Regions from separate parts of the Homo sapiens genome. Here regions 1 and 2 are each linked to region 3. Evidence: read pairs that join two places in POLR2A ChIA-PET (ENCODE). Cell type or tissue: Panc1. All regions are shown on one strand. Each heading gives the region's core, and the rest is flanking DNA. Links, peaks and the distances in the headings are about the cores only.

Evidence for each region. ChIA-PET counts read pairs that join two places held together with the same protein. Peaks named below come from ENCODE experiments on the same cell type or tissue, not always from the same donor. Only the 100,000 strongest peaks of a DNase experiment are listed, where the experiment ranks them.
Region 1: POLR2A ChIA-PET joins it to region 3 with 5 read pairs; 1 of 35 experiments calls an interaction of 5 or more read pairs at or near these places.
Region 2: POLR2A ChIA-PET joins it to region 3 with 9 read pairs; 3 of 35 experiments call an interaction of 5 or more read pairs at or near these places.

The regions. Positions count from the first base shown.
Region 1 is chr14:67,263,810-67,274,157 of GRCh38, reverse strand. It overlaps PALS1 (protein associated with LIN7 1, MAGUK p55 family member), which reads right to left. Exons shown (of 15, transcript NM_022474.4): 2 at 4,375-4,457. It also overlaps a transcript of GPHN not described here. Among named protein-coding and RNA genes, the nearest start is that of PALS1, 28 kb to the right of the region's middle. In Panc1, for the core only: no CTCF peak of the experiment used is centred there; no DNase peak of the experiment used is centred there; H3K27ac peaks cover 4,805 bases.
Region 2 is chr14:68,308,852-68,319,199 of GRCh38, reverse strand. The region is part of intron 8 of RAD51B (RAD51 paralog B); the gene reads right to left. Among named protein-coding and RNA genes, the nearest start is that of RAD51B-AS1, 370 kb to the left of the region's middle. RefSeq lists enhancers at 5,593-5,672, 5,953-6,002, 9,913-9,982. In Panc1, for the core only: no CTCF peak of the experiment used is centred there; no DNase peak of the experiment used is centred there.
Region 3 is chr14:68,082,864-68,093,211 of GRCh38, reverse strand. The region is part of intron 7 of RAD51B (RAD51 paralog B); the gene reads right to left. Among named protein-coding and RNA genes, the nearest start is that of RAD51B, 270 kb to the right of the region's middle. RefSeq lists an enhancer at 6,404-6,954. In Panc1, for the core only: no CTCF peak of the experiment used is centred there; DNase peaks (open chromatin) are centred at 3,901, 4,335 and 4,631; H3K4me3 peaks cover 1,223 bases; H3K27ac peaks cover 3,674 bases.

The DNA.
Region 1 (10,348 bases), core at 3,239-8,238, 820 kb after region 3:
ACAAAACCCAAAATTGACAAATGGGATCTAATTAAACCAAAGAGCTTCTGCACAGCAAAAGAAACTACCATCAGAGTGAACAGGCAACCTACAGAATGGGAGAAAATTTTCACCGTCTACCCATCTGACAAAGGGCTAATATCCAGAATCTACAAAGAACTTAAACAAATTTCCAAGAAAAAATCAAACAACCCCATCAAAAAGTGGGCAAAGAATATGAACAGACACTTCTCAAAAGAAGACATTCATGCAGCCAACAGACACATGAAAAAATGCTCATTATCACTGGTCATCAAAGAAATGCAAAACAAAACCACAATGAGATACCATCTCACACCAGTTAGAATGGCGATCATTAAAAAGTCGGAAACAACAGGTGCCGGAGAGGATGTGGAGAAACAGGAACACTTTTACACTGTTGCTGGGAGTGTAAACTAGTTCAACCATTGTGGAAGACAGTATGGCAATTCCTCAGAGATCTAGAACTAGAAATACCATTTGACCCAGCCATCCCATTACTGGGTATATACCCAAAGGATTATAAATCATGCTGCTATAAAGACACATGCACACATATGTTGACTGCGGCACTATTCACAATAGCAAAGACTTGGAACCAACCCAAATGTCCATCAATGATAGACTAGATTAAGAAAATGTGGCACACATACACCATGGAATACTATGCAGCCATAAAAAAGGATGAGTTCATGTCCTTTGTAGGGACAAAGATGAAGCTGGAAACCATCATTCTGAGCAAATTTTCACAAGGACAGAAAACCAAACACTGCATGTTCTCACTCATAGGTGGGAATTGAAAAATGAGAACACTTGGACACAGGGTGGGGAACATCACACATCGGGGCCTGTCGTGGGGTTGGGGAGGTGGGAGGGGGGAGCGATAGCATTAGGAGATATACCTAATGTAAATGACAAGTTAATGGGTGCAGCACACCAACATGGCACATGCATACATATGTAAGAAACCTGCACGTTGTGCACATGTACCCTAGAACTTAAAGTATAAAAAAAAAAAAAAAGAAAGAAATATCACTCCTACTGAAGCATAGAGGGCTGACTGAAGGGTGGCAATGAGAACAGACTGAAAGCACCTATTAGAAATGCGGTCCTCAACTAGGACAGTGAGAATGAAGAAGTTGTTTTCAAGAAATACGAAGGTTACAGGCCAGGCGTGGTGGCTCACGCCTGTAATTCCAGCATTTGGGGAGGCTGAGGCTGAGGCTGTGGATCACTTAAGACTAGTAGTTTGAGACCAGCCTGGGCAATATGGTGATACCCCATCTCTACAAAAACATGCAAAAAATTTAAAAATTATCCAGCCATGGTGGCTTGTGCCTGTAGTCCCAGCTACTCGGGAAGCTGAGGCATGAGAATCACTTGAACCCAGGAGGCAGAGGTTGTAGTGAGCCAAGATCGTGCCACTGCGCTCCAGCCTGGGAGACAGCGCGAGACTCTGTCTCAAAAACAAAAGCAATATGTAGGTTACAGAATCAGTAGAACTTAGTATCTACTTCATATAGGAGGGCAAAAAGTGAATAAGAGAAAGAGGTAAAGGAGGAGGAGGAGAAAGAAGTCATAGGAGTAGGAATAGTGGTAGTAGTAGTAACAACTACAACTATAGCTAACATTTACTGAGCACTTCTTTATGTGCCAGCCAACACTGCAAGCAGTTCACATAGTATTCACTCATTTATTCCTCATTACAACTCCAGAAGTAGATCCAAATATGCCCATTTCGTAGATGAAAAACGAGGTTGGAAGTAGGCCTTAAAGACAAGATGGAGAAATAATAAAGGGGCCATATGAACCAAAGGTGGGAAGATGAAAGGTGTGAGGGGAAAGTACAAATAAGGCTCGTTGAACTAAAATAGTCGAGAGAGTAGTGGAAGATAGGACTAGAAAGTTTGATTGGGTCCATCCTATGAAAGGTCTTAAATACAAATCCTTAATTCCATAGAATAAGAGAATCATCAAAGATTTAAAAAAGAGGAGTGATTTGTATACAAATTTAATTATTTACCCCTGGCTAGATACTATGGTTATTAAGACAGGATCCTTGAACTTTTTTTTTTTTTTTGAGACTCTGTCGTCCAGTTTGAGTGCAATGGCACGATCCCGGCTCACTGCAAACTCCACCTCCCAGGTTCAAACGATTCTCTTGCCTCAGCCTCCTGAGTAGCTGAGATTACAGGCGCCAATCACCATACCCAGCTAATTTTTGTATTTTTAGTAGAGACGGGGCTTCACCATGTTGGCCAGGCTGGTCTCAAACTCCTGACCTCGTGATCCACCAGCCTCGGCCTCCCAAAGTGCTGGGATTACAGGCGTGAGCCACCGTGCCCGGCTGACCATTATTCTATCTATCAGAATTTCCCACAAGAATCTAGAAATATGTCCAAAATTAAACTCATATTTCCCTTTAATCTCCTATTCTCTTTAATCCTCTCCCTGTTTTCAATTCTAACTAATGTCACTACATCCATCCAGTTACCCAAGACAGCATGTTTAAGAGAAAAGCCTCCAGAATCAGACTGCCTAGGATCTGATCTTTGCCTACTCTTTTAAGTCTGAGCTCAAATACACTGTCCTCTGGAATCCTATAATCCCTGTCACATTCTTGATCAAGTTGGACTACTGCTATTTATATCTCTGCCTTTCTATCTCATCAGACTAGAAGCTCCTTGAAGTCAGGAACCAGGCTGACCCATCTCTGAATCCGTAACATTGCCCAGCAGAAGGCCAAACAACAGAAGGCTTCAGAATATGAACCTAGGCAGTATAACTCCAGAACCATCACTCTTAACCACTATCCCTGGCTTATTAGGTAGATGACAATGTCACTAATTATGATGGAGAATATAGGAGAATCAGATAGAAGTAAAGGGAAATATGGGTTTAGACACATTAATTTCAAGGTAACTGTAGATCACACAGGTAAATTATCTAATTGGCAGGGATCCGTCTTGTTGACCTCTATAGCCGTGATACCTGCTAAGTGTTTGCTTAATTAAGTATATGAGCAAACCACTCCTCTGTTCAGAACTTCTGATGGCTTTCACACTACCTGGAGAATAAACTTCAAACTCAAAAAATGAATCCAAGATTTCTAGCTATATCTTTTACTACGCACCTGCATGAGCCTTCTAATTTACCTTCCTCATTTGTGTCTATCCCATCTTTCTGCCCAAATGACTGATGAACTACTTTTCCATTGATTTCTACCTTCAAGACCTCCCTCAAGTCCCTAATTCTACAAGAAATCTTTCCAGACTATCCTGTTAAATAATTACTTCACCATTTAACACTCCAAAAACTCTATAATGCTCACAAGTTAATTTAATGAAGGCAATGAAAGATCCTAAAGTTCTTCCAGAATTAAAGAAACATTATACTGTATCCTATAGTTTTAGCATTAAGATTATAATTTTTAAGCAGGCACTCCACAAATACTCTAGCCCATACATGTAGTCTATATACATCATAAAAGTGAAAAAGTCCTCCCAGTCCAAAGCAATTGCACTCTCCCTCTCTTTAAAAAAAAAAAAAAAAGTCCTTTGACAATTCAGAAGCTGGTAAATGACTGAACTAGAGAATTACCTCATTGTGTGTAAATAACAGGCCATCTTATGAAGACAGCAGAGGCAGTTACTGGCCCTAATTCTTTTCTTCTCAACTTGCCAATTATAAGTTTAAAAAAAAAATAAGAAAGAAAGAAAGCTTCAAAGGACTACATTTCAAATCCTCATCAGAATCCCTGCTCCCATCCCTGCCAGAAAACGAACACAAATACAAAAATCTTTACATAGTCCACAAAGCAAGAAAAATTTTCAGGCTGGCATGCCGAAGCTGTTTCAATGCTAACCTCAAACTAGTAAGGGAGAAAGGGTTTTAGTTGCGGGAGAAGGGGGCAATGGGAAGCTAAATAAGCTTCACAACAAGTGCAAATGATTGAGACTGGAGGGACTGAAATAGCCTAAAGGGTACAGACCCACTGAAAAGGGTACCAACGAATAGAACCATTTGTTTAAGAGCTGAGAATCAAGACAGGTCAGCAGAAATCCAATTTCCTATATTACCAGTATCTTAATTTTTAGGCAGAGTAAAATAGAAGAGATATACTTCATACGCATAAACATGTTCAGTCTACACTAGTGTCCAGAACTCTAGAATTTTTTAAATTCATCCTTCCCCTCTTTCTCCAGCAAGTAATGCCCTTTGACCAGCAGCTGGGAAGTCTCATTTTAAGTGATCAGCATTCCTCTGACATTCTAAGAGGTTAAACTATTTGTTTCCATAGAAACAGCTTTGTCAGCTAAGGCAGAATTCAAGCCAAGAAAAGTGAAAAGAACTTACATTATGCAAACTGGAAAAGCCTTTTCTACTGTCCTTTTAGTTTCTCTTCTCCGGTTTTTCACAAAACTCAAGGCTTTCTTATTCTATAAAAAAGAAAAATGAGACAATTGATCAAATGTACATGTCTGCAGTGTTTTGGGGGGTAAAGGAGGAAGAGAAAGACTAATTCAATATGATAACCAATTCTGTCTGCAGATAGCTAGGATTTCTTAGTCAGAAATCATAAAAATGCACCATGACCCCTGTATCTAATGGACATCAATTTAAAAATTTATGTTGTTGTATATTAGTGCTGTTAGGAATGTCAAATGGAAACTTTCCAATAACACATTGGAAACAGTCTGGCAATTCCTCAAAAGGCTAAACATAGGGTTACCATATCAGCGATTCTACTCCTAGGTATAAATCAAGAGAAATAAAATCATACATCTACACACACACACACAAAAACTTGTACAAAAATATTCATAGCAGCAGTATTCGTAATAGCAAAAAAAGTAGAAAAAATCCAAATGTTCAACTGATGAATTTATTAAAAGTTGTATAATCCTATATGAAACATTATTGGAAAATAAAAATGAAGTAGTGATACATGCTACAACATAGATTAACCCTACAAACAGGATTTAAAGAAGCCAGCAGCAAAGGACCACGACCACATACTGTATGATTCTATTTATGAAATATCCAGAAGAGGCAAATATAGAGAGACAAAAAGTAGATCAGTGGTTGCCTAAAACTGGGGGTGAATGGGTGGGAGAATTATGGCCAAGGCATGCAGGTTTCTCTTGCGGAATGATGCAAATTAATTGTGGTGATGGTTGCACAACTCTAAATATACTAAAATCCACTGAATTTGCACACTTGAAAGGGATGTGTCAGAGGGGTTTGAACCAGAACAACTCCATCTTGAATAGGGGCTGGGTAAAATAAGGCTGAGACCTACTGGGCTGCATTCCCAGGAGGTTAGGCATTCTAAGTCACAGGATGAGATAGGAGGTCAGCACAAAGTCAGGTCACAAAGGCCCTGCTGACAAAACAGGTTGGGGTAAAGAAGCGAGGCAAATCCCGACCTCTGGTTGTGCTCACTGCTCACTATATGCTAATTATAATGCGTTAGCATGCTAAAAGACGCTCCTGCCAGTGCCGTGACAGTTTACAAATGCCATGGCAACGTTAGGAAGTCACCCTATATGGTCTAAAAAGGGGAGGAACCCTCAGTTCTGCGAATTGCCCATCCCTTTCCCCCGGAAAATTCATGAATCCACCCCTTGCTTAGAATATAATCAAGAAGTAACATGTCGGTGTTCTGCCTATGGAGTAGCCATTCTTTCATTCCTTTACTGTCATAAACTTGCTTTCATTTTACTCTATGGACTTGCCCCAAATTCTTTCTCATGCAAGATCCAAGAACCCTCTCTGGGATCTGGATCGGGACCCCCTTCGGGTAACAGATGAATTCGATCGTATGAGAGTTCTATCTCAACAATGCTGTTTAAAAAATACACAATGAAATAACACTACAAACAAGAAAATGGCTAAAATTAAAAAGTGACAATATTAAGCACTGGAGAGAATGTGAAGGAAGGGGAACCTCTATATAATGCTGATGAGAATGTAAAATGGTAGAGTCTGGCAGTTTCTTAAAAAGTTAAACATACAGTTTCCATATGACTGAGACATTCCACACAAGAGAAAGAAATAAACATGTTTTTATCTGTAAAAATCACAAAGAAAGATTTGTAATGAGTATGCATAGGAGCAATATTAATAATAGTCTAAAACCACACACTATCCTTCAGCTGGGAATGAATAAATAAAAAATAGAATACAATGGATAAAATGGAATAAAATGGATAAACAAAAAATGCAATAAGAAAGGACAAACTACTGACATATCCAACAACACAGTCTCAAAAACACAATGCCAGACACGAGTATGATTCCATTTGTGCAAAATTTCTAGAAAATGCAAAACTAGTGCTATTACAAAAAGCAGTTTGGTGGTTTCCTGGAGATGGAAACAGATTCTGACTGAAAAAGGCAAGGAGGAAATGTTTTCATGTGATAAAAGTGTCCTAATATTAGATTTCAGTGACAGTCTGCATGACTATATAAATTTACTAAAACTTAAACTGTTCCCATAAAACCTAAATCTTATAAAATATAAATTATACCTCAATAAACCCGTTTTGAAAATTCATTAAATTGAACACTTAAAATTACTGAATTTTGCTGGGTGCAGTGGCTCATGCCTATAATCCCAGCACTTTGGGAGGCCAAGGTGGGTGAATCACCCGAGATCAGCAGGTCAAGACCAGCCTGGCCAACATGATGAACCCCCATCTCTACTAAAAATTAGCCAGGTGTGGTGGTGCATGCCTGTAATCCCAGCTACTTGGGAGGGGGAGGCAGGAGAATCACTTGAACCTGGGAGGCAGAGGTTGCAGTGAGCCAAGATTGCACCATTGCACTCCAGCCTGGGCGACAAGAGTGAAATTCCGTCTCATTAAAAAATAAATAAATAAATAATGAATTTTAATTGAAGTTATACCTATTCAGCTGATTTTAAAAGAAAACAAAACCTCAAATTATACACTTAAAATGACATCTTGTTGCATGTAAATTATATCTCAAAGAAACCAAATTTATATTTATTTATTTATTTGTTTGTTTGAGACAGGGTCTTGCTCTGTGAGACAGGCTGGAGTGCAGTGGCACAATCTTGGCTCACTGGAACCTCTGCCTCCCCAGGCTCAAGTGATCTTCCCGCTTCAGCCTCCTGAGTAGGTGGGTACAGGAATGGGCCACCACGCCTGGCTAATTTTGTATTTTTAGTAGAGATAGGGTTTCACTGTGTTGCCCAGGCTGGTGTCGAACTCCTAGGCTCAAGTGATCTGTCCACCTCGGCCTCCCAACATGCTGGGATTACAGGCATGAGCCACTGTGCCCAGCCAAGAAACGAAGTTTTTTTAAAAGATAACTGTATATTCCAAAAACAAGTCGTATACTGACATCACATAAAAGACTCTATTTACTTGATAACTGTGTAACTTCTTGTATGAATTTAAGTTTCCAACAATGAATGACCTATCTTTGCAGAAGAAACTTAGCTATGTCCAAAACTAAATAAATACAAGTAAAAACTGAAATATTTCAGCTGGGCGAGGTGGCTCATGCCTGTAATCCCAACACTTTGGGAGGCCGAGGCATGTGGATCACTTGAGGTCAGCAGTTTGAGACCAGCCTGGCCAACATGGTGAAACCCTGTCTCTACTAAAAATACAAAAATTAGCCAGGCATGGTGGCAGACACCTGTAATCCCAGCTACTCGGCAGGCTGAGGCATGAGAATTCCTTGAACCCAGGAGGCAGAGGCTGCAGTGAGCTGAGATCACGCCACTGCACTTCAGACTGGGCAACAGAGTGAGACTCCTCAAAAAAAAATTGAAATATTTGAATTACTCATGCAGTGGATTAGCTCTGAAATTATTATTCAGTAAAAAAGGCACAACCTAAACAAAAATAAAGTCCCCATGATCTAACTAAAAAACGAGTTCTTACATTACAGAACTAAAAAGACTTTTAAATAAATATATATTTCTTTAATTTTAAACATATATTCAAAGTAAACTGAACTCGTTTAACTCAATGGGCACAATATAAAAGAAGTTTTTACACCAGGGATGGTGGCTTACATTTGTAATCCCAACACTTTGGGAAGCAGAGACAGGAGTATCACTGAGACCAGGAGTTTGAGACAGCCTTGGCAACACAGTGAGACCTTGTCTCTACAAAAAATAAATAATACTTTTACAGATTTTTTTTAAAAGTTTTTTAATGGACAGATACAGTCCTTTAAATTACAAGACCAAGTGCAAATGTCCTGGGTTTACTTTGTTTTCTTTTTTCCTTTTTTTTTTTTTTTGAGATGGAGTCTCACTCTGTCACCCAGGCTGGAGTGCAGTGGCGCGATTTTGGCTCACCACAACTGCCACCTCCCGGGTTCAAGTGATTCTCATGCCTCAGCCTCCAGAGCAGCTGGGATTACAGGGGCGTGTCACTGCAACTGGTTAATTTTTGTATTTTTAGTAGAGACAGGGTTTTACCATGTTGGCTAGGCTGGTCTTGAACTTCTGACCTCAGGTGATCCACCTACCTTTGCCTCCCAAAATGCTGGGATTACAGGCGTGAGCCACTGCGCTGGCTTTTTTATTTTTCTTTTAAATAGAGATAGGGTCTCGCTCTGTTGCCCAGGCTGGAGTGCAATGGCATAATCACAGCTCACTGTAGCCTCAAACTCCTGGCTCATGCAACCCTCCCACCTCAGCCTCCTGTGTAGCTGGGACTACAGGCACACGCCACCATCCAGCTACTTTTTGTTTATTTTCTTAGAGACAGAGTCTCAGTATGTTGCCCAGTCTGGTCTTCAACTCCTTGCCTCAAGAGTCCTCCCACCTCAGCCTCCCGAATCTCTGAGATTACAGGCATGAGTCACCATGCCCAGGCTCTGGGTTTACTGTTTAGTAGAACACCCTAACAAGTCCTATAATAAAAGGCATTTCTAAAATTCCATATAGTTCATGGTTTAGGCTTCTGATCAAAGTACCTTCATTTGTCATCCAGATAATTACATTCCAAAGAAACAACTGCTATTTTCATAGCTTAAAAACAAACTGTATTTAGAATATACTATACCAGACAAAATTTGTAAGGAATGGAAGCAAAATCCCAATTTAAAAAATCTTCAAAGTAAAAACCCAGTAAGATTTCAAAGGAGAATAAAGAGTAACATGTATTATAACTTAAACCCACATAAATCATCTGCCCTCATGGATGGAAAAAAAAAATATGATTCCTGACAATTCTGTTGGATATCAATAAGGCAGTATCATTAGCTTAGAAGATACATCTTTCTCAGATGTAAACTTGAGACTTAACAGCTTTTGCATTTCTGGCAAAAAGCATATATATAACACATCTGTAACTGAAAGATTTAGTTTACAAGTTCCTATTCTCACCCCATGATTCTAGGCCATACAATGGCTTTGGGATAAAAATTAAAACAAGGTAATGTGGACAAAAGAGCTCGAAAAAAACACTGTTGCATTTACAATTTACTAACCATCTAGATCCTAAAATATTCATTTACAAATTTTATTAAAAAATTTATTTCCACACTGGATATCTACATGCAGAACAATGAAAATGGACCTTTACTCATACCATTTACGGTACAAAAATCAACTCAAAATGGATTCAAAAACTTAAACGTGAGATCAGAAAGTGCAAAACTGCTACAAGAAAACACATGAAAAAATAACACAACATGGGTCTGGCCAATGATTTTTTTTAATTTGACCCCAAAAGCACAGGCAACAAAGGCAAAAACAGACGAATGAGATTACATCAAATAGCCAAAACCTACTTAGTGATCATAGCTAATACTATTAATATTTACTGATTCTCACTATGTACTCAACACTGTGCTACATATGTTAAATATACTTAATCTTTAAACAATTCTACAAATTTAAATACCACTGTCATCCCCAATGACAAACGAGGAGACAGGTTTTAAAAAACAGTATTTGGCCTAACAAACACTTTAAAATAAACATTCTACAATTTTAACGGGTACTCTTGTACATATGGTTGCATGTCCACGACATCATCTAATCCTTACACCAACCTTATATGTTCATTTAAAGAAATTATTGCCGAGTGCCATGGCATGCACCTGTAGTCCCAGGTGCTTGCATGGGAGCCTGAGGTGGGAGGATCACTTAAGCCCAGGAGTTCACGGCTATAGTGGGGCTATCATCATGCCTGTGAATAGCATACACCAGCCTGGGGCAATACAGTGAGACCCCACCTCTAAAAAAATAGAAAGAATTACTACCCCTATTTTACAGAGGACAAGAGCAGAACAATTATTTAAATGGTTGAGTAAGCAGTGATGGAGGAGGTCACAG
Region 2 (10,348 bases), core at 1,935-6,934, 230 kb before region 3:
GCCCTTTGTAACATGCAGAGTGGCAAAGCAGTCACCAAAACAACAACAACAAAAACTCCTCCGTTTCCAGGGCCCTTACTTCTCAACAAATGCAGCACTAAATTCTCAGGCTTTTTGTTTGTTTGTTTTTTAAAGATCATTTCCCTACAGAGAGGTTTTTTTAAAGCATCTCACAGTCTAGAGAAAAAATAACAATGGGATGGGACTTCCCCTCTGATGGCATCTAAATAATTACTGGTTGGCTGACGTTTAAGACATGATACTTGTAAGAGTACTGACCCCTTGCTTTTTTAGCTTTCCTAGCCAAGGCCAACAGGTTAAGTTATGTTCTTCCAAAAATATCTCTTCTTTATTCTTCATGAAAAAAATACACATGCAGAAATTATCTTCCCCCAGATGAAACAGCATTTTCTTTGGCGGGTTCAATGCCACTAAATACTAGGAAATTAACCTTCGGGGCTTAAGGGGCAAGGCCCAACAGTGCTGGCCATTGTCTCTAGCTACAGCTGCAGCCTGGCTATTCACACTGACCCCAGAGAGGGAGGTCCGCCATGTCATGAACAAGGCCACACGGTAGGTAGACCGTCCATGCAAACAAATAAATGCAAAACTCTCTCTTTCTTAGTAATATCAAAAACAACTGAGTTCTTTCCTTCCTGATGGAAAGTCAATAATATTCCTTACTTTCCAAAATATCCCCAAACAACCCCAGGTTCAAGGTCTTAGCAACTTAAATTTAGAAATAGGTTTACCCTATAAGGCCCTAGGGATTTTAAGCAAATGGTACCACTCTTCTTTTTTTTCTTTTTCTCAGACCTCCTATTCATTTCCTAAGGCTACTCAGGTGCAGTGACTACTCTTTCAAAGGTTAGCAACCAATGTTTCAAGGGATTGTTGGATTTTTAATCTTCTTGAAAGTATTACATTAAGCTCTTGGGCCAGGTTACAGCAGCCTATGGCCAGGTTGAACTGGACAAAAATAGAATTCACTCTAGCTTACAAATCTGGCACAAATTACGTGCTGGTCAAAAACGTTTTTTAATCACAGGAATCACTAGTGAAAATCCACTGGTGCTTTCTGTGGCCCAGTGGGTGTGACCACCTGATGAATTCAGAAAGAAGAAACCAAAGAAGAAAACTAATCACATCACCTTGGTGTAAAGCATGCATAACAGACAGAGTGAAATTAATGGCTTCTCTAGGAAGCCTTCCTTGATACAGGCAAAGCAGAGCCTTGTGATTCCCTTAATTCCCTTGTTTCTGACATAAGTATATAGAAATAGCTATACTATGTGATATATGTATCAATCCATTTTGGATTACTCACTGTTCTCAGAACACATCCCAAGTTCTCCTGTCCCTGAGCCTTTGCTCACATCTTTCTTCTGGACTGTTTCCCACTTTTACCCATGCCGGGCAAAAGCCTATCTCAATTTTTTCAAAATTCAACTCAAATGCAATTCTTCCCTTAAATGGTCTCTCTTTCTCTCCCAAATTCCAAGTGTTCTTTGCTTTTTCCACCTTTTCACAGATATCTAACTGGAAGGAGTGATGGACTTGTTTCTCTCATGAATGACAAAGCCCCCAAGGCAGGGACTGGATCTCACAGAGCCTCATCCAAATGGAGCCGAGGGTAGGGACTCAGTGTCAGCAGGACTAGTGAGCTTATTAACCATGTCATTGATTTCTTAGTAACATCAACTCTAGAAAGTCTTTACTGATGACCTTCCTGACATCACACGGCACTTTACCACAGAATTTATGACATCATACTGAAATTTAACAGAAACCACTGGACTACTAGTTCTTAAGGGTAGAGACATTGTCTCACTATCCATGTGTCTGCAGTACCTAACACAGTACTTGAAAATGAGAGGGCACGTAAATAAATATGTTCAAAGTGAACTATAAGCCCTTTAAGGGGAGCTTAGACTCTCATCTTCTGCTCCTTCTCATTATAACCATGAAACATTAATTGATGCTGACACCTGAGGCAGGTTCTGCAGCAGCTTCTCATTTTTTTTCAAGTAGGTCATACCATTTGGTAAGCAAAAATATGGAAAATGTTCTGAAATATAAGTGCTAATCTCAAGGTTTCATGTATTTTGAGAAGCTTGAGACTTAATTGTCTCAAATAGTTTCCTGGGTGGCCCTCTTCCTTAACCCAAGATAGCCTCATAAATTTCTGTTTCACTTCAGCATGATCTACATTCCAATTATGATCATTATTTGGTGTTTTCAAAATAACTCCAACGAAGTTCTAAGACTGGATTATATGATGACAAGACTTTATAAATTTATTATACTAAAAATCATTGAATTGTATACTTACAATGGGTGAATTTTATAGTATGTAAATTATACCTCAATAAATCTGTAAAGAAAATTAACTTCGACTAGTCATCAACAGAGGATCCTCTTATTTTTCATTTTAACCTCCAAGGTCTACCATAGTAAAAGACAGCATGGCTGTTCCTCATTAGCCAAGAGGTGCGTCCACTCTGGCGGGAGTGTTCAGGCAGGTCACCAAATGTAAACAGCCCTGTAAAGGTCATCACAAAGGCGCTGTTGTTCTGTCTCACAGCCGAGAAGGAAAGGAGAGTCGCCACAGAATATCTACTCTTTCTTGCATCCTAATTAGAAACATGTGGAAGAGGGCCCACCCACAGGTCAAACCAGTCAGAAAGGCCCCATTTCTTCTACCTAATGTTGCATGTTGGCTAAAGTAAGACCTCTCCCTGGCCTGCCATGGGAATGGTTTCAAATTATAAAAGTATCTCCAAAGGCCACCATCAAAGCACCAGTAGATTTTCACTAGTGGCTCCCCATGATTTGAAAAACACTTCCTTGACCAGCACATAATTCGTGCCAGGTTGGTAAACTGGAACCAATTCCATTTGTTTGTCCACTTCAACCTGGCCAAGGGCTGTTGTGCCCTGGCCCAAATTACACACTCTCAGACTCCCTTGGGTAGGTGAAATGCAGAACTTACAAAGTTTAAAAGCTCTAGGCAGTATCTTGGAGACATAGATCATACAAATGTCTGTATTCTTTCTTGTAACCCATTTAAGTTGAACTTAATATTTTTATTCTTCCCATTTTATAGATGGTGAATATAGCATCAATACCTAAACTGTCTCAATGAGCTATCAAGTAAATGAACAATAGGTTATATAAACTCTATTAATGCCCTAAAGAAAATGCCGTATAAGTCTAAGATGATATTTATTACAACACTACGAAAAGAGCAATGCTGTTGTTCTCATTCAGATAAGCCCTAGTTAATATTCACATTTCTTCAAACTCTGGGGGGCAGTGACTTGTTCTAGTAGTAGAAAATTAATATAAAGTCAGTTCAAGTAAAACTAAAGTTTTAGGGGCTGGGTGCAGTGGTTCACGCCTGTAATCCCAGCACTTTGGGAGGCCAAGGCGGGCAGATCATGAGGTCAGGAGATGGAGACTATCCTGGCTAACATGGTGAAACCCTGTCTCTACTAAAAATACAAAAAAATTAGCCGGGCGTGGTGGCGGGCACCTGTAGTCCCAGCTACTCGGGAGGCTGAGGCAGGAGAATGGTGTGAACCCGGGAGGTGGAGCTTGCAGTGAGCAGAGATCACGCCACTGCACTCCAGCCTGGGTGATAGAGTGAGACTCTGTCTCAAAAAAAGAAAAAAAGAAAAAAAACCTAAAGTTTTACTTTGGGCCTAGAGAGCTGCTAATGCTGGCAGACCTTATTATTTACACATACTAAAATGATGATGATGTTGTTGTTTTTAACATAGGGAGCAATACATGCAAAGACTGTTGTGCTGGCCCAACATGGGGCCTTTTGCAAAGATCAGATAGTCCAAGAGGCCTGCTTTGATCTGACGAAAGATGGGTATTTAATCTCCTATGTGGAAGAAAACTATAGTTCTTAGATTAATAACCCGCTACAGATCTGCTGCCAAACTGCTCCAAGTCTCTCCTCCTAATGTGAAATAAAATGGCCATTTACTTCAAATCACATGGTAGAGCCAGCTTGTGCCAGAGAATATGCATTCCTTCTTCCCTCATTTAGATACATAAAAGATCAGTGCTTCGGGAGCTCAGTCTGTACTGTGAACTTCATTGTTTCTTCTAAGTTTGCCAGACACAGGATGAGGGACTGACAATAGGTGGTTCTTGGAAAGAAACTTTGAAAACTAAAGGGAGTTAACTTTACATGTGGAGAGTTGATCTTCTTGGTTGAGATACACAATTAAAATGAGACAAAGACTGAAAGGCCTTCTGGTGAACCCATGCAAAGTGTCACTAGCTGCCGTTTCACAGAAAACCAACTGGGTTCTGGCAACTGGATGGTGGTGGCAGTGGGTGGGGAGGGGAAGTCGTAATTAAGAACCCATGGTTCCAGTTAAATTGGTCGCACGCTCTACAGGAGCTCTGTCTGTACTCTGAACCATCATTGCCTGTCATAAGGGCCAGAGGATCAAAGCTTGGACACAGTGGATGATCCTGAATGAATCTCTGAGCTTCTCTGTGCTGCCTCAACTCTTAAAAAATAAATAAATAAGATCCATCCACTTTGGTGTGAAATGAAGTGGCACCATGGTTTTGGCATCATAACCAAGATAAGTCTTGTTAATATTACTCTGCTCTGTAGACTCAACTGTGTGGAAGCTTTGGGCTTCCAATGTATGAACAAATGCCAGGGGCTGAATGATCAGCAGCCAAATGTAAAATCAGATTCGCTGAAAAGAGGCAAGCATTTTAAGTCTGCCTTTCAAAGACCTGCAGCCCCACCTGACTACTGAGGTCTAAATGGAAGTGATTAACACTATTTGGTTGCATTTTCTTTGGCTAGCTCATGCCTTGTTGACCACTGAGAGACATTCGGGCAGGAAGAGGGATCAGAATGAGTGCAGGGGTCAGAGGGGTAGGGGGAGGGACAGGAGAAGACACAGTGGAGTAGGAGTGAACTGGGCAGTGGAAGTGTCCTTTTATCGAATGCTTATTTTCCTCGAGGCAGGGCGATGATAGCGAACTTGCTATCAGCACTCTTGGATCAATCTTTCCAGATGCTTCTCTGAAGAGAGAATGACTCTGATCAAACCCTCCCCAAGCCAGAAGTTGAGGAAGTAGGAGGAGGAATTTTAAAAGTGGGTAATGCACATAGAATTCTTAATAGGAAGCTAGATGAACTGCTCTGGCACACAGCAGTATTCTAGTCCCTAAGCTGAAGCTTCCAGGCCTAGAGAGGCTATGGCAATCAGAGGCCACGGGGTCTTTAGCTCCTTCCTCCTAGATTTCAAGATAGCCAGAGAAAAAGGAGGAAGCTAGGCACTAAGAATCCTGGTAGTGAACAATCCTAGCTATTGTCAGCCCATTCCAAATGCCTTCTATTAGAAAAACCATTTATATCACTCAAGACCAATGCCCAAGCCCCCATCTCCCTGATTGTCACTCAATCTATGATGGTTCCAGGGGAACTGCAAGCTAGAGGTGAAGGATTCCTTTGTTTGCATCTCTATGATAGGATGACATGTGGTCCTGAGTGCCAAGGTACTAAGATAAGAGGGGTGCCCAAAATGCCCAGATGGCTGGAGAATGAAAACCCAGAGAAGAGAGCCAAGTTTGCACAGCAGACAAGGGCCACTGTTGCTGGGGCTGGAAGTGGAGTCCTTGTAGTCCACAGACAGCAGCGGAACTAAAGGGAAGCCATCCCCCGACTCAGCTGGTGGGAGTTGGGCGGCTTCCCAGCTGGAAGGGGCTCTAAAACACATCCCTGTAAGCTACCCATGAAAGACAGAAATGCCGTTAAAAACAACAAACAAAAGGAGCCGCTAATCAAGAGGAACTTCAGATTTAAGAATGGGATTCAGTCATCCTTCCAGAAAGATGCATGCCTGGGCCACAGCCCAAGAGAATGACATTCAGCTGCTGTACCCCTCTTTGGGGCCCAAGTTAGGAGGCACTGAAAGGAGAAGAGATTCACAAAGGAGGCAGATGGGACGGCCCCCACAGACATGCAGTGCAGTTCCCATAGAGAATATTATAATTCACCAGGTATAAGCAGTTGCAATTGTGATCAGCTGCTTGAAACCGAAATAATGTTTTGCATAAGAAGCAGCAAAAACCTCAAAATTCATATCGTACCCTTTCCCCATAAACTTTGAAAGTTAAAATCATTTGGTGGTTGATGCACAGTGCTGGAAATCAGCAACCAGTCATCTTGGCCACCCCCAGTTCTAACTACTCAAGACAACCCAACCAAGGGCTTTTTCTGTGGTTAGTAAAACGAAGGTATTTTGCATCAATAGACCAAATGGCCTTAATTCTTTCCCAAGCTTAATACACATAACCAGGCTACTTTGCTAACAATGGCTGCTCCCTCTATTTCTTTCCTGCTATTTTCAATACTAACGAAATTGCTCTTAGCAACATTTTATCTTCCACTAATTCCTCAAATAGAAAGGCTATAACAAACATCACCAGGTGAACCAAACAGAACAAGACAATGGAAGAGAGAAACATTTAAAGTTTGATAATTATGCTGGTAAAATCTATAAACTGTGGAAAGAAACTGAAACAAGGCATTTTAGTTTAATTGAGCTTTGAGAACTGTTTGTGTGATTACCAGGGCTGGATTATTTTTTTTTCCTTGAAAGTCCAGCTACCTTTGTTCAGGGAAAAAAAGGGAGGTTATACCTGTTGACCCAGCTGCCCTCAGGCAACAACAGGGTCAATACTGGAGGGAATTTGCAGGTCTGTGAAGACTGATCCTTCATCCCATCCTTGTCTTAATAACTGGATGAGTAAACCAATAGAATCTTCTCCCTCTGCATTTTAGCCTGCAACATGTTTTAAACTAGAAGACAGCAGAGAAGCAGAACGGTGGATCCGTTATACATTCTGCTCCGAACATGCATGGATATCACACAACTGAGAGACTCTAGGGAACTGCGATTTTGCTCTTTCCACCTTTTCAGAAGTGTCAGTGCAGGCTGAGCCAATCTTCACAATCAGAAACAGCTTCTCTGTTTATAACTTACCCTTGGATATAACACCTTTCATCAGCACTAAAAAACAAAACAAAACAAAAAAAAACACACATTTCTTCCCCGTTGTGCTACTGTCCTATACGGACTTGGGCCTTTGTGGATGAAGAACACTCAGTTATCCCTGAAAATAGACAAAATTGTATTTAGTTGATTTGTACAACATGAATTGAAATAACAATGCTGAGTTTCAATGGGTCTGTTTGCTGAATTAGAATATGTTTGGGGCCAATATCCAGTTACCTTCTATTTATTTATTTATTTATTTTTGAGAGGGAGTCTTGCTCTGCAGCCCAGGCTGGAGTGCAGTGGCACGATCTTGGCTCACTGCAACCTCCACCTCCCAGGTCCCAGTTCAAGCAATTCTCCTGCCTCAGCCTCCCGAGTAGCTGGGATTACAGGCACATGCCACCATGCCCAGCTAATTTTTGTATTTTTAGTAGAGACAGGGTTTCACCATGTTGGCCAGGCTGGTCTTGAACTTCTGACCTAGTGATCCACCCGCCTCGGCCTCCCAAAGTGCTGGGATTACAGGCTTAAGCCACCACACCTGGCCCAGTTACCTTCTCTTTAAATCTTGTCCTCCTCACAAATGACATCAACATCTATGGGTGGAGTCTTCTTAACAGCACTAGTGCTGTTTTAAGTATGATAATAAAAGGAAAAAAGGTGATCTTGAGCTGAGATAGCTTAAAGATTGCAATAGGAACAGGATACCCTTTGAAAAGAGAATGCAAGCTCTTCAGAAGAGCAAGAATTCAGGATGTCCTAGGTCACTGCTGGTGGCATTGTCATTTATCAGTGGCTGCAGAAACACGGTGGCCAGATTTCCTGAAAATTTTTTAAAAGGCTTTTTTCCTGAATTGTCTCCTGATGTAAACCATTATTTATTTGCAAGAGATGAGGGAAAAAAGGCATATACATATATTAAAACCTCAAGCCTTTAAAATAGCCATTGCCTGCTTCTCAAATGGCCTATTTAGTAAGTCTCATTTTCTTGCAATGATTTCCTCTTCAAAGTTGCCTAGGGGTAGTCTATTAAAATTTATTTTATGGGTTTTTCTTTTCTTTCTTTTTTTAACTAGATTACATGTTGGACTGCAGTTAACAACGTAGACATGGCACCGACAATCTACTCTGCATCCCTCCACTCACAAAAACGTTCTGGAGAGACTGCACTTCATCCATGCAAAGATGAGGTGTGTGGGGTTGGGAAAATGGGAGATGAGGAGTTAAGAGGTGATGGATGGAAGACCACTATCTAAACAGGTTCAAAGGTAATCTGCTTCTTAATTTTTAATTAATTAATTAATTTTTTGAGATGGAGTCTTGCTCTGTGGCCCAGGCTAGAGTGCAGTGGCGTGATCTCTGCTTACTGAAACCTCTGCCTCCCAGGTTCAAGTGATTCTCCTGCCTCAGCCTCCCGAGTAGCCGGGATTACAGATGTGCACCACCACACCCAGCTAATTTTTGTATTTTTAATAGAGACGGGTTTCACCATGTTGGTCAGGCTGGTCTTGAACTCCTGACCTAAAGTGATCTGCCCACCTCGGCCTCCCAAAGTGCTGGGATTACAGGCGTGAGCCACCACGTCCAGCCGTGACCTGCTTTTTAAAAAGACTGCCCCCTTCCCCCTCACACCCTGCATCAAGCACTCATACCTATGATGGTGATACTGACAACAGCATGGGGTTCTCCACTAATATTGTTGTGATCATATCTACCGTGTGGTTTACAGGCTTCATGGTTTTGTAAAAAACACAAGCACAGAGAAGGAAAAAGTGAAACAGTCGAAAATTCATATCAGGTGATAAGAGGAAATCAGGTTTGGATGCCTAAGGGGAAAACAGCCCTCAGAGCTTTGATGTGATCCCTTCCATCCTACAGTGAGCAGGGTATCTGATCTTACTTCTACCCAACACCACCCAAGAGTGAAGCTGCCAGAGTGAAGGGCCTTTTACACAGGAGAGAGGTGGGCACCCTCATAAGGCTCTCCAGTCTTCCCAGGAGCCGTCTATCAGACAACTGATTGATTCAAAACCAGTTTATTATTAAGGCCTTGAATTATAGAAGACAGGAATATCAATGAAAGTATTTCCATGCCTGACAATGGCTCCAAACTAACATAAAAAAACCTGAATCAAATAATACCTTATAATCTTCTGTATTCCTCAAATTATGTTTCCCATGATAATTTACATGTGCCATCCTAGTATGTCTAAGAATATTCCATATATAAGGCCATCACATTCTACTGAAATTTCCTGAGTGTCACAGCTGGAATAACCACTTCCCCATGATTATTCACTTCCTTTGGCTAGAGGAACCAGCTCTGCCAGGGTCCAATACCAGCGGCTCTGTGGCGGTTCCCTCACCATGTCTTTGGCAGACATCCAGCCTCTACCATTAGTTGGGATGTTTTACAGCAAACAACACTGCATTAAAAGATGCTTATTTAGGGAGATTTAATTAAAGTGATTGGCATTATTATCATTATTGTTATTATTAAAATATTATGGAAGTTCCTAAATGCAGAATGAGAACTCCATGCCCCAGTGATTTTCATCTCCCAAAATAATAAAAGTTAAATCTAGCAGGAACTATTTGGCTTTATGATCTTGGAAGATACAGTGTTGCTTAATGTCTGCTGGATTCTTCCTTTGCCCTTCACTTTTCTCTACCTCTCCGTGATTTTTCTTTCTTCTCTACCTGAAAATAAACATTCTTTACCTTCAGGACTCTCATTTGCTGATCCTTGAGTCGTGATGGTGATGAGTAATGATGCCTCTGTGGCTCATTTCACTACAAGTACCAGTGCCATTGACTTGGCTTTTACTTTAAAAACTGGGAAGTGGGTAACAGACATCCACACTTCATGAAGCTGCTCTGTCTCAAATGCTTCCCATCAGACAGAGAGAAACAGAGCTTCCTTTCTTGGTGGAGAACATGAGCTATCTTTTATGCCTTCTCAGTTAATGAAGGGTCTTACTGTAAGAATAGCTTTTCCAGTCCATAAGCAAGATAACTCGTGAAAAAAATCTGCTAACATTTCTAAGAGATAAATATGAAACGCCCATCTTAAGTGACACAGAAACATCATCAAATAGTGTAGTGTTGCATCAAAGATATGTTCATAGGTCTAACAGTGAAATAACTGGTGTTATGACATGACAGCGAGGATTTTTCCCTCTGTTTTGTAAGAGCCTTCTCTCTCAGTTTTGTCCATGAGCTGAGAGCAAGGGCAGCTTTTCCAATAGAAAGTACATTTGGTTTCAATTCACTTTCATAACAACAGACACTAACTCTTAGGA
Region 3 (10,348 bases), core at 1,723-6,722:
AGGCCAGCATCATCCTGATACCAAAGCCTAGCAGAGACACAACAAAAAAAGAGAATTTTAGACCAATATCCTTGATGAACATTGATGCAAAAATCCTCAATAAAATACTGGCAAACCGAATCCAGCAACACATCAAAAAGCTTATCCACCATGATCAAGTGGGCTTCATCCCTGGGATGCAAGGCTGGTTCAACATACGAAAATCAATAAACGTAATCCAGCATATAAACAGAACCAAAGACAAAAACCACATGATTATCTCAATAGATGCAGAAAAAGCCTTTGACAAAATTCAACGACCCTTCATGCTAAAAATTCTCAAGAAATTAGGTATTGATGGGACGTATCTCAAAATAATAAGAGCTATCTATGACAAACCCACAGCCAATATCATACTGAACGGACAAAAACTGGAAGCATTCCCTTTGAAAACTGGCACAAGACAGGGATGCCCTCTCTCACCACTCCTATTCAACATAGTGTTGGAAGTTCTGGTCAGGGCAATCAGGCAGGAAAAGGAAATAAAGGGTATTCAATTAGGAAAAGGGGAAGTCAAATTGTCCCTGTTTGCAGATGACATGATTGTATATCTAGAAAACCCCATCGTCGCAACCCAAAATCTCCTTAAGCTGATAAGCAACTTCAGCAAAGTCTCAGGATACAAAATCAATGTGCAAAAATCACAAGCATTCTTATACACCAATAACGGACAAACAGAGAGCCAAATCATGAGTGAACTCCCATTCACAATTGCTTCAAAGAGAATAAAATACCTAGGAATCGAACTTACAAGGCATGTGAAGGACCTCTTCAAGGAGAACTACAAACCACTGCTCAATGAAATAAAAGAGGATACAAACAAATGGAAGAACATTCCATGCTGATGGATAGGAAGACTCAATATTGTGAAAATGGCCATACTGCCCAAGGTAATTTATACGTTCAATGCCATCCCCATCAAGCTACCAATGACTTTCTTCACAGAATTGGAAAAAACTACTTTACAGTTCATGTGGAACCAAAAAAGAGCCTGCATTGCCAAGTCAATCCTAAGCCAAAAGAACAAAGCTGGAGGCATCATGCTACCTGACTTCAAACTATACTACAAAGCTACAGTAACCAAAACAGCATGGTACTGGTGCCATAACAGAGATATAGACCGATGGAACAGAACAGAGCCCTGAGAAATAATGCCACATATCTACAACTATCTGATCTTTGACAAACCTGACAAAAACAAGCAATGGGGAAAGGATTCCCTATTTAATAAATGGTGCTGGGAAAACTGGCTAGCTATATGTAGAAAGCTGAAACTGGATCCCTTCCTTACACCTTATACAAAAATTAATTCAAGATGGATTAAAGACTTACATGTTAGACCTAAAACCATAAAAACCCTAGAAGAAAACCTAGGCAATACCATTCAGGACACAGACATGGGCAAGGACTTCATGTCTAACACACCAAAAGCAATGGCCACAAAAGCCAAAATTGACAAATGGGATCTAATTAAACTAAAGAGCTTCTGCACAGCAAAAGAAACTACCATCAGAGTGAACAGGCAACCCACAGAATGGGAGACAATTTTTGCAATCTACTCATCTGACAAAGGGCTAATATCCACAATCTACAATGAACTCAAACAAATTTACAAGAAAAAAATAACCCCATCAAAAAGTGGGTGAAGGATATGAACAGACACTTCTCAAAAGAAGACATTTATGGAGCCAAAAAACACATGAAAAAATGCTCATCATCATTGGCCATCAGAGAAATACAAATCAAAACCACAATGAGATACCATCTCACACCAGTTAGTATGGCGATCATTAAAAAGTCAGGAAACAACAGGTGCTGGAGAGGATATGGAGAAAAAGGAACACTTTTACACTGTTGGTGGGACTGTAAACTAGTTCAACCATTGTGGAAGTCAGTGTGGTGGTTCCTCAGGGATCTAGAACTAGAAATACCATTTGACCCAGCCATCCCATTACTGGGTATATACCCAAAGGATTATAAAACATGCTGCTATAAAGACACATGCAAACGTATGTTTATTGCGGCACTATTCACAATAGCAAAGACTTGGGACCAACCCAAATGTCCAACAATGATAGACTGGATTAAGAAAATGTGGCACATATACGCCATGGAATACTATGCAGCCATAAAAAATGATGAGTTCATGTCCTTTGTAGGGACATGGATGAAGCTGGAAACCATCATTCTCAGCAAACTATCACAAGGACAAAAAACCAAACACCGCATGTTCTCACTCATAGGTGGGAATTGAACAATGAGAACACATGGACACAGGAAGGGGAACATCACACTCTGGGGACTGTTGTGGGGTGGGGGGAGGGGGGAGGGATAGCATTGGGAGATATACCTAATGCTAAATGACAAGTTAATGGTTGCAGCACACCAACATGGCACATGTATACATATGTAACAAACCTGCACGTTGTGCACATGTACCCTAAAACTTAAAGTATAATAATAATAATAATAATAAATAAATAAATAAAATAAATAAAATCATACAGACCCAGACTATGAACATTTTTTAAAATAAAGAGTCTACCATATACTTTCTGTAAAAAATTAGGGTATGTTTGCAAACCTGAAGTACAAACCAAAAATAACATCACACATTTGCACCTGTACATTATTTTACTATAGAATCAAAGTGAACTTTTCTTAAATAACTGAATATTCTCTACAAACCAAGGCCCTAAGTCTCATACAGTCTTAAAAGTATTACTTAAATGTCATAGCAATATGTTTTGAAACCTAAAGAAATTTAGAACAATCTGTTAAAAGCTAATCTTAACCTGTTACTGTAACTATGATGTAAAAATGAAGGATAAGAGAGTTGGATTTTCTAAAGTTATGCTGGTCATTCAATACCAAAAGATCCCTATTTTTATTTGCCCTGTTGCTTTAAAATAAGTATAGTAATCTGTTCCCAAGAGCTAAAGCACATCAATGCTGGAAGATTAACGAGATACGATGCTCTGAGTACTCCAAGCTCTTGATATAAAGGTCTGATGGACTCTATGTTCATGTCAGTGTCTCACTTTAGTAGAGTTCACATGCACACACATGGCTCTAGGGTGCCTAGGTTTTAAATAAGAAAATAATTTGGCCACTCTGGAAAACCAGAAAAAATAACTTGAATTTTTAATATGTAACTCAGTTTTTTATAGCACTTCTAGTTTCCGCTTACTTTCCTAAACTTTATATATAAATCTAAAATAATATAATTTAGGGCATAAAAGCTCACATATATAAATCTAAAATAATATAATTTAGGGCATAAAAGCCCACATATATAAATCTAAAATGATATCATTTAGGGCATAAAAGCCCACAAATATCTGCTGCCTACATCTCTTACAAGAAACTACTATCTTGAAGTGTAATTTAAATACAAAAGGTCTTTTGCCAAAGTCTGCGTTTTCACACACACATAAACATTTACCTGACACTGAGGCTACCAAAAGAACCACATTTAGAGGAAGGGGGAAAGGGGATGGTGGGAGGGCATGTGCAAAATGCAAATCTGGCACTTGGCATGGTCTCAATTTGAGAGGCCCAGGCAGATTGGGATGTATGGCTTTGTTCCATCAAAAGGTCGTTTGAAGCACAGTATTTTATTTTTATAGTAGGGTATTGAGTTCTGAGGTCTCTGATACACCCCAGGGAACCAGCAAAAGCTAGTCTCAACCCTGTGCCAGCCCCCTGCTGGGTCACTAATGAAGATGGAGAACTGTGAGTGCACCCATATAAAACACAGGAAAAGGCGAAAAAGGACTCCGAGCTGGGTCCGTTCCTTTTATTCCAGAGGAGCAACCTTTTCTGTACTTAGAGACTAATGAGTCATGAACAGGAGAGGGGAACAAATCACACAGTACATTACCAGGAGGGACAACACCGTCAGCCTTTGTGTTCAGTAGCTGGTTCAGTTTTCAGAGCATTTCCCAGCAAGGACCAAAAGCAACTTGAACAAAGGAAACAGCAGTTAGATACTTGAACTGTCTCCATTAATACTCCAGAGAATTGGGTGCTTCAAAGTTGGAGTGACTAATGAGAGTGGGGAGAGGATATAGGTAAGGGGGCCCAGGAAAAAAAAATAATGATGGCTTTATATTAAAAGTTCATGAAAAGCAGAAAATGATGAGAAATTTTTTTTAAACTTGTTTTTCAGAGTTGTTATTTTGAAAGTTCTGTCCTTTCTAAGGACATGAGCTCTGATCCCTCCACAGACTTTTAAACGGAGAACAGAAATGAAGCATAAGAAGGTATTTCATTTTCCATCCTCACCACTTAATTAGGAAGGGCATTTAAGGTGTTCAAAGTTTTAATTGCCTTCTCCTCTACCCCAACCTCCTTCTTCAGTTACGCCCATACAGCAACTGAGCCAAAGCCAGACAGACATCTGAAGCTTCTCTCATGCAGGAAAAAACACCAGCACAATTACCCCAGACACCATTTATTTCTCTCCCCCACTTCCTTCATCCCCCGCCACTCTTTCCATCTCAATCTCCCCCCCACCTCTCTCTCTCTGTCTCTCTCTCTCTCTCTGTCTCACACACACGCGCACACACACACACACACACGATCCCATAACACTGCTAGTACACAGAAAGCTTTTCTGGCATAATTGATAGCAGCAAATGCTGCAACATGAGAAAGTTTCCAATAATCTGAAAGAAAGGAAGAAGATGAAAAAAGAGGGAGAAAAAAATGAGGAGTTATTAGACGAAAGAAAGAGAGGTTGAAACAGCTAACTCTCTCTATTAAAAAAACAAAAACCTGAGACACATTCATGGAAAATGACAGCGATCCAAATTGGTCACGGTAAAAAAGTAAGTAAGTAAATTTGATTTATTTCCATATACCTTAAAAAGTCTAGAATTTTATCTCTTTTCTCTCTATTTACTATGATAGCATGCAGGTCAATAAAAGACGTTTTAGTAGGGCCAGGACTGTAACAAAACCTTTGTCCTTACAAAAACTTATACCAAAGACATCACCAATAATAGCTCTTAGATTCATGGAGAAATGAGATCCTTGATTTTGATCTGGAATTCTAACAATAAATTCTAACAATAAGTGCTCACTTAGGGCCCTAGAGTAGTAAATAATAGTTATTATTTTTATTTAAATAATTATATAATTATATATAATAATATATTATATAATTATATATAATAATATATTATATAATTATATATAATAATAAATTATATAATTATATATAATAATAAATTATATAATTATATATAATATATTATATAATTATATAAATAATATATTATATAATTATATAAATAATATATTATATAATTATATATATAATAATTATATAATTAAATATTTAAAAATATTATTTTTAAGTCAATAAAATAATTATTTTAAGTCAATAAAAATACTATCAGTTCTTATTTATTTAATATCAACAATGTAATGGTACATATACATGACCTTCAATTCTAACCATGATGCACATTAGGCATTACCAGGTAATGTTACAGAGAGTAAATGACTCTGTAACATCCTCACAGGATGTTCAAGGCCCCATAGCTCAATCACCGATGGAGCCAGATTTTTTTTCTGGTTCCACAGCGAACTTTCTTTCCGTTAAACCACAGAAGAAAGTGAGCTGTTGTCAACCCTTTAACATTTGAACAGAATGGTTTTCTAAGCATAATACTATAATAATCCAGAGTTTTCTACAATCAGTAATCCATCATATAGACCAGTCAATCATGATGAATCATAATGGGAATGATATCTTTGCTAATTAAGGTAGACTGGCTAGAGGTACTTTGACAATGGGAAAAGTCTCCAGAGGGTCTCAGAACACCCTGCTACTCTGATTATTAGACTAGAATTAGGCCCCAAACCCAAACTTAATCCATAGGTTCAGGGTCCAATTCTGGTATATGCCAGCTACCCAAAATAAAGAGCATTATCAAATTAATGGAATCTCTGGGGATCAGTGGACCCTAGGGAATCAGAAATAGTATGGGCTGTCACAGGCATCTCTCTCTCTCTTTTTTTTTTTTTTGAGATGGCGTTTCACTCTTGTTGCCCAGGTTGGAGTGCAATGGTGCAATCTTGGCTCACTGCAACCTCCACCACCTGGGTTCCAGTGGTTCTCCTGCCTCAGCCTCCCGAGTAGCTGAGATTACAGGCATGCACCACCACACCCAGCTAATTTTGTATTTTTAGTAGAGATGAGGTTTCATCATGTTGGTCAGGCTGGTCTCGAACTCCTGACCTCAGGTGATCCACCCACCTTGGCCTCCCAAAGTGCTGGGATGACAGTCATGAGCCACCGCGCCTGGCCCCAGGCATCTTTTAATGCCTGCCATTCTGAACTTTCAGGAAACCCCAGAAGTATTATTCCCTCAAGAAGCCCCCAATATTAGAAATTAATCCTAACAGAATATGCCTTTCTCATCACCAATAACATCCCTTGACTTTGGAGGGTATCCATCCTAAGATTAATTCTCCCTGTGCTTTGGATTCATCCCATCTCAAGTTGCCCCATTTTCTCCACTCTCGTATCAACCTCTATCCTTGACTCCTTATCAGCATTTAAATATACTCAAGCCCACATGCCCTCCCTGCATCCCATACAGAAAGGGGGCAGGGAAGTGATGGGAAGGGGAGCGCGTGGTCCCTGGCGAGGGCTCTACCCCCAGACCTGGGCCCACAGGCCTAGGTGAGTATAGGCACTTCTGCCTTGGTGCCCAAATGTTGTATTTCCCAATACAGCCCTGGCCCATCACGCCCCCCATCCTGTGCCTATAAAAACCCCGAGACCCTAGCAGGCGGACACATGGTGGCTGGACGTTGAGAGGAGCACACGAGCCGAGGAACACACGGGCAGCTGGACAGCGAGAGGAACGCACTAATAGGCACCAGCACACCGGCAAGCCAACAACGCGGAGTTTGGCTGGGGCAGTCGTTGGAGAGCCCCGGCCTCTGGGCGGCCCAACTCCAGGGGAAAAACTTCCCACTCCATTCCCCTTCTGGCTTCCCCCATCTGCTGAGAGCTACCTCCACTCAAAACCTTGCGCTCATTCTCCAAGCCCACGAGTGATTCAATTATTCCATTACACCAAGGCAAGAACTCCAGGATACAGAAAGCCCTCTGTCCTTGAGATAAGGAAGGGAGTCTAACTGAGCTAACAGAAGCCGCCTACAGACGGCAAAACTAAAAGAGCACTCTGTGACACACGCCCACTGGGGCTTCAGCTGTAAACATTCACCCCTAGACGCTGCCATGGGGTCAGAGCCCTACAGCCTGCCCATCTAGCCTCCCCTAGAGGTTTGAGCAGCAGGACACTGAAGAAGCGAGCCACTCCCCACTGTGGCACGCCCTGCAAGGGGGACAAGGGAACTTTTCCCATTTCAATACCACCTTCACATACCATCTTCAGTCTCTTCTTTGTAGCCAGAATGCATGAAAGTATGACCTCCCACCTCCCATGATCCTATCCAATCACCTCCCACTTAACTCTTTAACCAAATTTACTGAACTCCTGAAACTACCAGACTACCAAAAAGGCTTCTAAAAGGCCACTGATGCTTTTTAGTTACAAAATCCAATGGCTTTTTTAATTTAAACAATCTTTTTGTATTTTACTTGAACTCTTAGCTGAATTCAGAACCATAAAACACTCCCTTCTTTTTCAAACTCTCTCTTCCTTTGGCTTCCTTAACTATACACTCCTGATTTTCCTCATACTTCTCCAGTCCCTCCTCTCTTCAGTCCCTTGAAAAAGCTGCTCATAAGGTTGCTATACTAGGCCCTCTTCTCTATGCATTCTCCTTGGATAATGTTATCTACTTCCTTGATTTCAATTAAACTAGCTATATACCCTGAAGAACACCCAATCTATACATCCAGCCTAAATCTCTCTGTGTCTCTAGAAATGCAGACACTGTCTAAAGAACAGGAGGTACAATAAGGAACAAAACAGACACAATCCATTTATTTCCCAAGTTCACTGTCTAACTCTTCCTTGTGGATGTCTCAAAGGCAGCTCCAATTGGAAATGTCAAAAGCTGAAGTCAATTATCTGCTCCTATTCCAAAAGAAAGGACAGTTTTTCCTACTCTAGTCCTCATCTTAATGAAAGCCTGGAAATTATTCTTGACGCCTTCCTTTCTCCAGTTAATCACCAAATCCTAATGTTTTACCTTCTAAATATCTCTGTATAAAATTTCTTATAATTCCACTGTCACTACCAAAACCCAGGCAACCATCATTTCTCACCAATGTTATAGCTAGCAGCTTCTTAACTGGTCTACCATCAGACTTATTATCCACGGATTTTTTTTAACATACTGCCATAAGACACACACAGCAGCGTACAAGTCATCAGTATTGAGGCAGGCATATATATAGCAGGGGTTCAATATATTTTTGTTGAATGAATGAATCAATCAACCAACCAACCAATCCAGACTCCAAGGGTTACCTTTGCTGTTTCTTCAAAAATTTCCCCCAAATTGAGCAGTGGTCTTTGGAAAACAAAATATTACCCCAACATTTATGCCTTTGTTTTGCTCTGCTCCTCATGATTACAAATATTGGGGAAGTGCATCAGACTGATGAAAGCTGTTCAGGATCCATATTTAAACTCCAGTTGTGTAGGACCACCATGTATGTCCACAGCAGTTGTTCTGAACTGGGGACAATTTTGTCCCCCAAGGGAGTGCTGCTACTGGCATCTAGTGGGTAGAAGTCAGAGATGCTGCTAAATATCCTACAATGTACAGAACAGCCCCCAGTGACAAGGAATTATCTAGTACAAAATGTCCATAGTGCCCCAGAGGTCTATAGTTTCAAAAACAAGGCACTACCAAAAGCACTATTTCAAAATGTCACAGGATTAGGATGTTACAACAAGACAATAAACCTGTTAACTTCCTCTGTAAAATGAGATATGACACTTTCCATTTTCTAGGGTAAAAGTTAATGGGTTTCTCAGATTTTAAAAAACAGAGATAAAGTTTAAATAATGCCTTAGTGTTCCAACTTTAGGAATTTAAAAAATATTTACAACAAGTTCTAATAAGATTTATTAATTTCTTTACTGAAGGCTTCATTTTCTGCTCACTCCCAACAAAAATAAACACAATACTAAAATACCCCAACATGCACACACGTACACACTCAATGTCTTATCATTGCTTCTTACAGCTTTGGGAAACAAAAAGATTGTTTCTTTCTCACGTTCCCTCTCTGTCTTTTTCACTCTCTTTATTTAACCAACCATAATGTTGGTTATCGAGTTGTAGAGTAAGTTAATATAGTTCATAATGTAGTTATGGAGTAAGTTTTATTGTCGCTTGTACTTGTTAATGTGTTCCCATTCTCAAGATAAAAAATAAATAAGCAGAACTCTTCATGTTTCTCTCAGAAAACAAAAAAAATGCCAAAAACCTAAATTAATATGATTTACTTGCATGAATGGCAACTTACTTTTTTTCTATCAAGAAATATGAAATATTCTCCATTTTTATCTTTAATAAGTAACCACCAAACCAATGCTAATATATATCAGTTCTAATGGCTTTTTTCTACTAATTTTCTTTCCTAGATATCACGTTTTTAAGTATTGTACAATTTTCTGCACAACATCAGAGTAGGCTAAGAAACCAGCAGTTATGATACAACGAGCGCAAAATTTAGGGGAAAAGAATACTCCAGTGATCGAGTATCAAAACCTCCATTGCTTGCTGTGACAATATTCCTTTTTTGTGCTCCAGGCAATATCATCAAGATTTAGAGTAATCTGACATAAGTCAACAAACCTACTCAATGACTTTGTTGTGTGATTATTGCATCCAGTTACTACCTTCAGAGTTTGTGATCATTAAATGTACCAGCTGTGTCCTAAACGGAATTATCTGATACAGGCTGAAATTATATAGAAAGACCCTAAAATCAAAAAGTAAAACTGCTTTCATAATCTCTACTCCTCTCACTCTAAGATCTTAGGTGGTTCCCATTTTTTTAACCTCACTTTATTAAAAGATACCGTTTTCATGAACGCTATTTGAATCTCACCAAATAAAGTTTGTCTCTTCTAATTGAAACATAGGATATGTCACAATAACTGAAATCACAGGTTAAAAGTTGAAACTCTCTAGTCTGACAGTAAGAGTTGTGATCCAGCATATATGTACAGCATAAGAATTCCAATATATAGGTTTTACCTTAGGAGAGTGTCCTGGGGAAAGAGACTATTATTAGACAGTTCAGCAGTGTGCATATGTACCCAGATGTCTATATGCAAATACCTCAGATGTGTCAGAACAC